Regions from separate parts of the Mus musculus genome. Here region 2 is linked to region 1. The links are chromatin contacts, found by Hi-C in ENCODE. All regions are on one chromosome and are shown on one strand. The core of a region is the stretch at or near the end of the contact, and the rest is flanking DNA. Distances in the headings are between cores, read along the strand shown.

Region 1 (4,541 bases), core at 802-3,301:
ATAGACCCCCAGAAAGACTCCTGGAAGAGTGGCAGTATCCCACCCACACAGCCACCTCTAGAACACAATGGAATGAACCCCCAGTCTACATATTCACTGACCGGTGATTTGTTCAACATTGGAACATTTATGCCCCCTTCAGTCAATCCAGAGGCAAATGAATCCAGTGTATACTCGGTGCACGTAGATAATCACATATCCATTACACTGAACACCAACAAGTTTCCAGGAAGATGGACATGAGGGACCAGCCACGTAGGACAAAATTTCAGTCCTCCTCCCAGGAACAGAGCAGGACAGCTGGGGAGGGAAACATTCAGGGACCTGGATCATTTCTCCCCTCTCTCAATGCATACAAACCTTCATCCTTTTCCTCCTTTCCATATCCCCCTCTCATCTACAACCACTTCCCTGTGGATGCTATTTGAAGTTCATCACCAGCACCACTTCAACTCTTTCCATTCTCATGCACTGGACTCTTCCGGTGCAGTACACCTATCTCAAATTCCAGCATGATTATGTATGCTTGAAGACGTACAAAAAGATCAAGTGCATGGATGTACTCACAAGTGGATGAACGCGTGCTTCCTCTCTTGTCCTTTAGAGCAAAGAATAGTGTAGATTTCAGAAGAACTTGGGCACAGAGGCCTAGGACTCAGAAGAGAACTAGGTGGGCAATTGATCACCAGCTCCTCACTTACCCTGGATTAGGGCTAGCCTGGTCTTCTTGGACCTTACAGGGCACACAGGAATACACCCAGGTCAAATGTGCTAACTGCCATGAGAGCTGAAATAGACTCGATGCTCAACGAGAGGGGATGGGTCTGAAACCTGCAACAGTAAGTAGGTGTCACAGGCTGGGTATTTCCCCTTCTCTGTACCAGAACCCATGCTGACTTCTTGATGTTTTAACGTTTGAGACAAAGTCTCCCTGTGTTGTTTCACTGGCCTGAGTACACTATGTGCACAGTCTAACCTGGACCTCACCAAGATCCACCAGCCCCTGACACCTAAGTTCTGGGATCAAAGGTGTGTACTAAAATATGCAGCTGCCAAGCTGAACCCTCAATGAGGCTCCTGGAGGGAAGTGACATTTTCTGGTTGCTGTTACTTGAGAAAGGGTCTCACAGGGCCCAGGCTGCGCTAACCTCAAAATGTAGATCAGGATCTACGAAATGAGGAAGTGAAATGTCATTGTTATCCCAACTCTATTCAGGGTGGGTGACACTCCCCTGGAATAACCTGAGATTTCATACTTTTGAATAAAAGTGTGATCAGGCCATGGTAATCTGCACCATAACTTCTATTTGTTTATTTTATTTTATTTTATCTTATCTTATTCTATTTTATTTTATTGGTTTGTTTTGAGAAAGCTGTATATATTACCCTGACTGTCTTGAAAGTCAATATGTAGACAAGGTTGGTCTACATCACAGAATACTAGACCCTAAAATCACACAGATCCACCTGGCTGTGGCTTCAAAGTGCTGGTGTTAAAGGTGTGAACCACTACACGCAGCTCCCAAACTTCTCATAGGAACAATAAAATCAGTGACACAGAGTTCAAAGTGCAAAAAGGCAAGAATTTTAGCATTCTCAAAAAAATGATTTGTATCTATAGGGAACTGGCAGCGGTTTTGGACTGGTGAAAAAATCTTGTTCTAATTGCAACTTTCTGAAGACAATCTTGGACATGAGGTACAGGAACTTCCTTAGAGCTGTGGGTTGGGCATCACTTGCTCCTCCATCTGCCTTTCACACCAACTCACCATTGCCCCTGACCTTGCCATCTGGCTAAGGTCCCCGGAACTCCAACAGCCCCAGGAACAGCATGACCTGCCCTACACAATCTCCTCCCTGGGAAGGTATCCAGGGTGACCTAGGGCATATTGTACAGAGGGTACAACAGGGCCCTCCATTTCCCACAGCCAGGAGGGTAGAAGCAGGGAGTCCAAATCTGTAAGCAAGGGCAGTGCTTTGTCAGCATCTGGGTGGCAACAGGATAGGGGAGGGGCTATGGGGAGAATGAGCGTTTTTAAAGTCTCCCGAGGATCCTCAACAGCTCCAAGTTCACTGCCTGTGGAACCTGGACACCTGTTACCATGAGGTTCCTGATCCTGTTCCTTGCCCTGTCCCTAGGAGGGATTGGTGAGATGAGGGAAAGGGAGGGGTCACAGCCCTGACTTTCCTGCTGCCTTTGGCCCTGATCATTCCTTTCCCCTCTCTCCTCACCCCAGCTACATCATGAGCACCACCTGCTCCTCCTTCTCTGCCCTGCACAGTGCCAGGTCCCTCACAGTCCTTGCTCCCAGGACAGATGCCTGTCCACTCCCACTTTCCAGAACTTTCTCCTCTTTCTTAGACACCTGACCATCTCTGTGCTTCTCCAGTCTTTCTAAAGAACCTAACTTCTTACCAAACTTAGAACATTGGATTTCCCTACAGTACATTCTTTTTCCTAGAGCCTCATAACCCAAACCTTGTGTCGGAGGCTTGCCTAAATCCCCCAATAGAACCTTAGGCTGTCCAGCAGCTGCCAGCCTTCATCTGTGTTCACCACCTGATGACAACTGATCCCCCATCTTCCCAAGATGCTCAGTTTCTACCAAAACTTCCTCTTAAACTGGCTTGTAAGGTCAGATGGGTTCCCCCTCCCTTTCTTTTTTTTTTTTTTTTTCCATTTTTTATTAGGTATTTCGCTCATTTACATTTGCAATGCTATACCACCCCCATAGCCACCTCCCTTTCTGGTGTGGAGAGAATGCCCGGGTCACTTCTCACTGGCTTTTTGATTTAGTCTCATTTTTGACACGGGGTCAGTTGACAGACACCAGACTTTGACAAGTGTCTTCATCAATAACTCACAACATTGGCATGGTCTCTCAATGAATGGAGACTTCTGTTAAGGCTAAGATGGCTGTCCAGCAAAACTCAAGGGAATCCTCTTGTTTCCACCTAACCAGCTCTGGGGCTACAGGCACACAGCATCACACCTGACATTTTCCCTGGTTTCTGGATGGTTCAGCTCAGGTCCTAATGCTTGCATGACCAATCGTGTAGCAACCAAGCCATCTCCAGGCCAGCTCTTGGGAATAAGTTCTGAGTTAGTGTCTCATGATGTAGCCCAGGCTTGTCTTCAGTCCATGGCAATCCCTCTGCCTCAGCCTGCTGGGTACTGAGGTTACAGAGAAGTGCAGCTATGCATGACTTGCCAAGATTTCCTCTGTTTCCAAGTGCTGTGCCTTGGCCTGCTCTTCCCCCTCATGCCTCACTCCCTGAGCTGCAGACTCTTATCCTATCTCATCAAAGGCCCAGTGCACAGCTCTAGTTCCCACTCTGTGCAGCACACCCCAAAGACCCCAATATCTAACCCTTGTACCTTACATAATGGGATCCTCCTCTCTACCTCCCAGTGGCCTAACTTGTTTTTACTTCTGTCCAGAGGCTTTAATTCCTTTTATTTATTTATTTATTTATTTATTTATTTGTTTGTTTGTTTGTTTGTTTGTTTTTATTACATATTTTCCTCAATTACATTTCCAATGTTATCCCAAAAGTCCCACTCCTGTCTTGGGGCTGCCTCCAAGAGAACCCTGATCCTATCCAATACCCAGATCACCTGCCCACCTCACAGACCCCCAGAATTTCCTTCTCTCACTGCATGTCCCAGCTCAAAATCCTTTCTTAGGGAGCCCCACCCCTCTTAGATGTCATCCCCACCGCAGACCCTAACAGGAGCCCAAGCCCTAGCCTTGACCCTGCTCCTTTTACCTGGAAATTCCTCAATCTCTCCATCCCAGCTGCCACTTCATTCCCAAACCAAGAAACCCCAAATCAACATCTAGCTCCCTTTCCTGGTTTCATCTATTCATTCAAATCCAATTTTCTGAGGCCTCACATTTCAAGACTTGCCAAAACCCAGCCAAGACCGTGACGACTTCTCAAGCCTTGAAGACTCTAAATTCCATACCAGAGAATTTCATTCTCATTGGACTAAAATTGAAGCTTACCTGCCATCCCTTAACCTAAAACTCTGAACTGGCCTAAATACCCGATTCCTGATTCAAGAGTTCTTTCTATACCCACAGCATAGATCTCCCTTTCCAGGACCAGCCATATATTGGTCCCTTCCCTAGATCCCCTGGCCATTTCCCTTGATCCCAGCAGTGCTTAACTGTGTCCATCAAGGGTTGACCTCCCTACATGTGCCAACTCTCCCCTACCCCTTTGCTCCTGTTGCAGATGCTGCGCCTCCTGTCCAGTCTAGAATAATTGGAGGATTTAAATGTAAGAAGAATTCTCAACCCTGGCATGTGGCTGTGCTCCGCTCCAACAAATATATATGCGGGGGAGTCCTGTTGGACCCCAACTGGGTTCTCACAGCTGCCCACTGCTATGGCAAGTGAGTAAAGGTGGAGACATGAAAGCAGGGTGGCAGCCAGAGATCATGACTCCAGGACAGATTCAATTACTGAAGGGCAGTGGGGTGGGACTGCCTGAAAGTCTATCCTTGACCTCAGGGGTCTCTCTTTACTCCACCC
Region 2 (4,541 bases), core at 568-3,067, 150 kb after region 1:
AGTGGCAGTGGCCTGGTCCCCTCCTTCTTTTGATGTATACATTCCTGTTGTATTGTATCACTGTAACTCGGTGGATGAATCTCGCCTGGTTTCTTGTCACTCTTCTATATAAAAAGTATGATCTCGACTTGAAAAATTACAGTCAGATTGTACACAATCTCTCGTGTTGATCTATCTGTCATTCATTTGCCGACTCCTTGTCCACCTGCAACCAGAGATCCATTCTATGCAGATAGGGACCAAAAGGTTCTGCTGCACTCCAGCATGATTATGTATCCTTGACGACATACATAAAAGATGGAGTGCATGAATGAACTCACAAGTGGATGAATGCATGGTTCCTCTCTCATACTTTAGAGCAAAGAACAGTGTAGTTTTCAGAAGAACTTGGACACAGAGGCCAAGGACTCAGAGGAGAACTAGGTGGCCAATTGATCACCAGCCCCTCAGTTGCCCATATTAGGACTAGCTTGCCCATATTGGAGCTTACAGGACACACATGCATACACCCAGGTAAAATGTGCTAACTACCATGAGAACTGAAATAGTCTAAATGCTCAATGAGAGGGGATTGGTGTGAAACCTGCAACAGTAACTAAGTGTATAAAGCTAGGTATTTCTCCTTCTCTGTACCAGAACCCATGCTGAATTCTTGATGTTTTAACTTTTGAGACAAAGTCTCCCTATGTTGTTTCACTAGCCAGAATACACTATGTGTACCAGTCTAACCTGGAACTCACAAAGATCCACCAGCCCCTAACACCTAAGTTCTGGGATCAAAGTTATGCACAAAAATATGTAGCCACCAAGCTTAACCCTGAAGCTTCTGGAGGCAAGTGACATTTTCTGTTTGCTGTTTCTTGAGAAAGGGTCTCAAATAAGCCGGGCTGCTCTACTCTCAAAATGTAGCTCAGGATCTAGGAAATGAGGAAGAGAAAGGTCATTGTTATCCCAAAACGGTTCAGGGTGGGTGACACTCCACTGGAATAACCTGAATTTTCATACTTTTGAATAAAAGAGTTGCACCTGCTGTCCTGTAGGCCCTAGGTCATCCTGGATATCTTCCCAGGGATGCGGGTAATGTGTAATCAAGCAATGGTAATGTGTACCATAACTTCTACTCATTATATTTTTGGGGGGTTGTTTTGAGAAAGCTCTACATATTACCCTGACTGTCTTGAAAGTCACTATGTAGATAGATTGGTCTACATCACAGAATACTAGAGCCTAAAATCACACAGATCCACTTGGCTCTGGCTTCAAAATGCTGGTATTAAAGGTGTGAACCACTACACCCAGCTCCCAAACTTCTCATAGGAACAATAAAACCAGTGATCCAGGGTTCCAAGTCCAGAAAAGCAAGCATTTTGACATTCCAAAAAAATGGTTTGTATCTACAGGGAACTAGAACCCATTTTGGCTATCACTGGTGAAAAGATTTTGTTCTAACTGCAACTTTCTGAGAATAATCTAGGTATTGAGGTACAGGAACTTCCTTAGAGCTGTGGGTTGGGCATCACTTGCTCCTCTGCCTTTCAACCCAACTCAACATTGCCCCTGACCTTGTCACCTGGCTAAGTTCCCCAGAACTCGAACAGCTCCAGAAACAGCAGGACCTACCCCACCCAATCGCATCCCTGGGAAGATATCCAGGATGACCTAAGGCCTACAGGACAGCAGGTGCAACGAGGCCCTCCCCTCCCACAGCCAGGAGGGTGCAAGAAGGAAGTACAACTCTGTCAGCAAGAACATAGCTTTGGTCAGCATCTGGGTGGCAACAGGACAGGGGAGGAGTATAAGGGTTTTTAAAGTCTCCCTGAGGTGCCTCAACAGCTCCAAGCTCACTGCCTGCAGCTCCTGGACACCTGTCACCATGTGGTTCCTGATCCTGTTCCTAGCCCTGTCCCTAGGAGGGATTGGTGAGATGAGGGAATGGGAGGGATCACAGCCCTGACTCTCCTGCTGCCTTTGGCCCTGGCCATCCCTTTCCCCTCTCTCCTCACCCCAGCTACATCATGAGCACCACCTGCTCCTCTCTGGCCCTGTACACTGCCAAGTCCCTCACAGTTCTTGCTCCCAGGACAGGCCCTTGTTCCCTCCCACTTTCCAGAACTTTCACCTCTTCCTTAGATAGCTGACCATCTCTGGGCTTCTCCAGTCTTTCTAAGGAACCCAACCTCTTACCGATCTTAGGACATCAGATGTCCCTAGAATTCATTGTTTTTCCTAGAGCCTCATAACACAGCCCCTGAATCAGGGATTGCCTAAATCTCACACTATTGTCACTGGCTATTCACCAGCTGCCATCTTTCAGCTGTGTTCTACACATGATGACAACTGGCCCCCCTCATCTTAGGTTGCCCAATTTCTACCAAAACTATCACTTCTCAAATTGGCTTGTGACAAAAGATGGGTTCCCTTTGTCCTGTGGGGAAAATGTGTATGAACCTTTCCAATGGCTTTTTGGGTTAGTCTGGTTTTGGAGAAGGAGTCAGGTGGTAGACGCCAGAAGTGGACATCAAGTGATCATCAATCACTCACCACCTAGGGCTGCGTCTCTCACTGTATGGAGTTCCTGTTAGGCTATGATGACTATGCAGCAAGCCTCAGGTGAAATCCTCCTGTTTCCACTTCCCCAGCTCTGGGGTTAAAGGCACACAGCATCACACCTGACTTTTTCCCTGGGTTCTGGAAGCTTCAGCACAGGTTCTAACGCTTACATGGCCAATCTTGTAGCAACAAAGCCATCTCCTGCCCAGCTCTTGAGAATAAGTTCTGAGTTAGTGTCTCATGATGTATCCCAGGCTTGACTTCAGTCAATGGCAATCCCTCTGCCTCAGCCTGCTGTGTACTGAGGTTACAGAGAAGTGTGGCTATGCATGGCTTGCCAAGATTTCCTCTGTTTCCAAATGCTGTGCCTTGGCCTGCTCTTCCCCCTCATGCCTCCCTTCCTGCGCAGCAGGCTCCTCTCTCCTCTCATCGGAGCCCCACTGCACAGCTCTAGTTCTAACTCTGTGCAGGACTCCCCAAATACCCCAATGCCTAACCCTAGTACCTCATATCAGCTGGGTCCTCCTCTCTGCCTCACAGTGGTCTGATGTGATCTAATTAAGTTTCCACTCCTGTCCAGAGGCTGCCTCTAAGAGAACCCTGAGCATCTCCAATACCCATATCATTTGTCCACCTCCACAGGAAGCAGAGCCTGTCTGTCACAGACCCTCAGAAATTCCAATTCTCACTGCTCGTCCCATCTCAAACTCCTTTATTAGGGAGCCCCACCCCTCTTAGATGTCATCTCCACCACAGACATGAACAGGAGCAGACACCCTAGCCTTAACCCTGCCCCTTTGATCTATAAACCTTCATTCTCTCCCATCCCAACTGGCCACTTCATACCCAATCCAAGAAAGCCCAAATCAACCCCAAGCTCCCTTTCCTGGATTCATTTATTCATTGAAATCGTTTCCTGAGACCTCACCCTTTCCAGAATTCCCAAAACCCAGACAAGGCTCTGACTTCTTCTCAAGCCTTGGAGACTCTAAATTCCAAATCAGAGGATTCTCATTGGAAAAATGAAATGAATCTCTCTCGCGCGCGCGCGCTCTCGCTCTCACTCTCTCTGTCTTTCTCTGTCTCTCTCATTGCCCTTCCAACCCTTGGTCCAAAACAATAAAGTGGCCTGACATTATACCCAATTCCTGATTGTAGAATTATTTCTGTCCCCACAGATCACCATATACAAGACCAGCCATATACAAGTCCTTTGCCTGGATCCCCTGACAATTTCCCCTGATTAACTGTGTCCTGCAACAGTAAACCTCAATATCTGTGCCAAACCTCCCCTCCCCCACTGCCCCTGTTGCAGATGCTGCACCTCCTGTCCAGTCTCGAATTGTTGGAGGATTTAAATGTGAGAAGAATTCCCAACCCTGGCATGTGGCTGTGTACCGATACACCCAATATTTATGCGGGGGTGTCCTGTTGGACCCCAACTGGGTTCTCACAGCTGCCCACTGCTATGACGAGTGAGTAAGGGTGGAAACAGGAAAGCAGGGTGGCAGCCAGAGAACATGACTCCAGGACAGGCTGGGGTACTAGAGGGCAGGCAGGTGGGACTGGCAGAAAATCTATCCATGATCTCTTTACTCCACCCTCCAGATTTGTGTACCAAGTCCCGTGTCTTGCCTTTCTGTCTTATTGTCTGTCTGTCTCCTATCTGAATCCACATCTGCGTGTCTCGGTGGTCATCTGTCACTGTGTGTATCTCCCTTGGGACTCTGACAACATCTGTCTGGGTCTGGATCTCATGTGTTGTCTTTTATCACTACTGACCATAGTGCGAACAAGACCCAAAGGGCCCTTGAGATTAGAAAGTGCTGTCCCTGAAGGTAGGCTGTGAGAGAAGTCCCCACTCTCCTCAGAGCAGCTCTGCCTTTAGGACCTTCTGTCTACTCTAGGACACACAGAGAAGGGCTGGTCAGAACTGGAGCTGGGTGAGGTAACTGAGTACAGAGAGAGCTGGATGCTGGGGAGGGAGGGGA

Evidence for each region. Hi-C counts contacts between places; a loop is a spot of excess contacts on that map.
Region 2: a loop to region 1 is called in a map of Patski, with 3 times the contacts of the local background. The contact joins the promoter of Klk1b3 here to the promoter of Klk1b27 in region 1. A Hi-C loop is called at or near these places in 3 of 37 maps with a recorded cell type or tissue (CH12.LX, Patski and T-helper 2 cell).

The regions. Positions count from the first base shown.
Region 1 is chr7:44,050,239-44,054,779 of GRCm38, forward strand. Klk1b27 (kallikrein 1-related peptidase b27) reads left to right here and starts at 2,052. Exons shown (of 5, transcript NM_020268.3): 1 at 2,052-2,148; 2 at 4,243-4,402. The coding sequence starts at 2,103. It also overlaps a transcript of Klk1b21 not described here.
Region 2 is chr7:44,196,374-44,200,914 of GRCm38, forward strand. It overlaps Klk1b3 (kallikrein 1-related peptidase b3), which reads left to right and starts at 1,818. Exons shown (of 5, transcript NM_008693.2): 1 at 1,818-1,919; 2 at 3,866-4,025. The coding sequence starts at 1,874.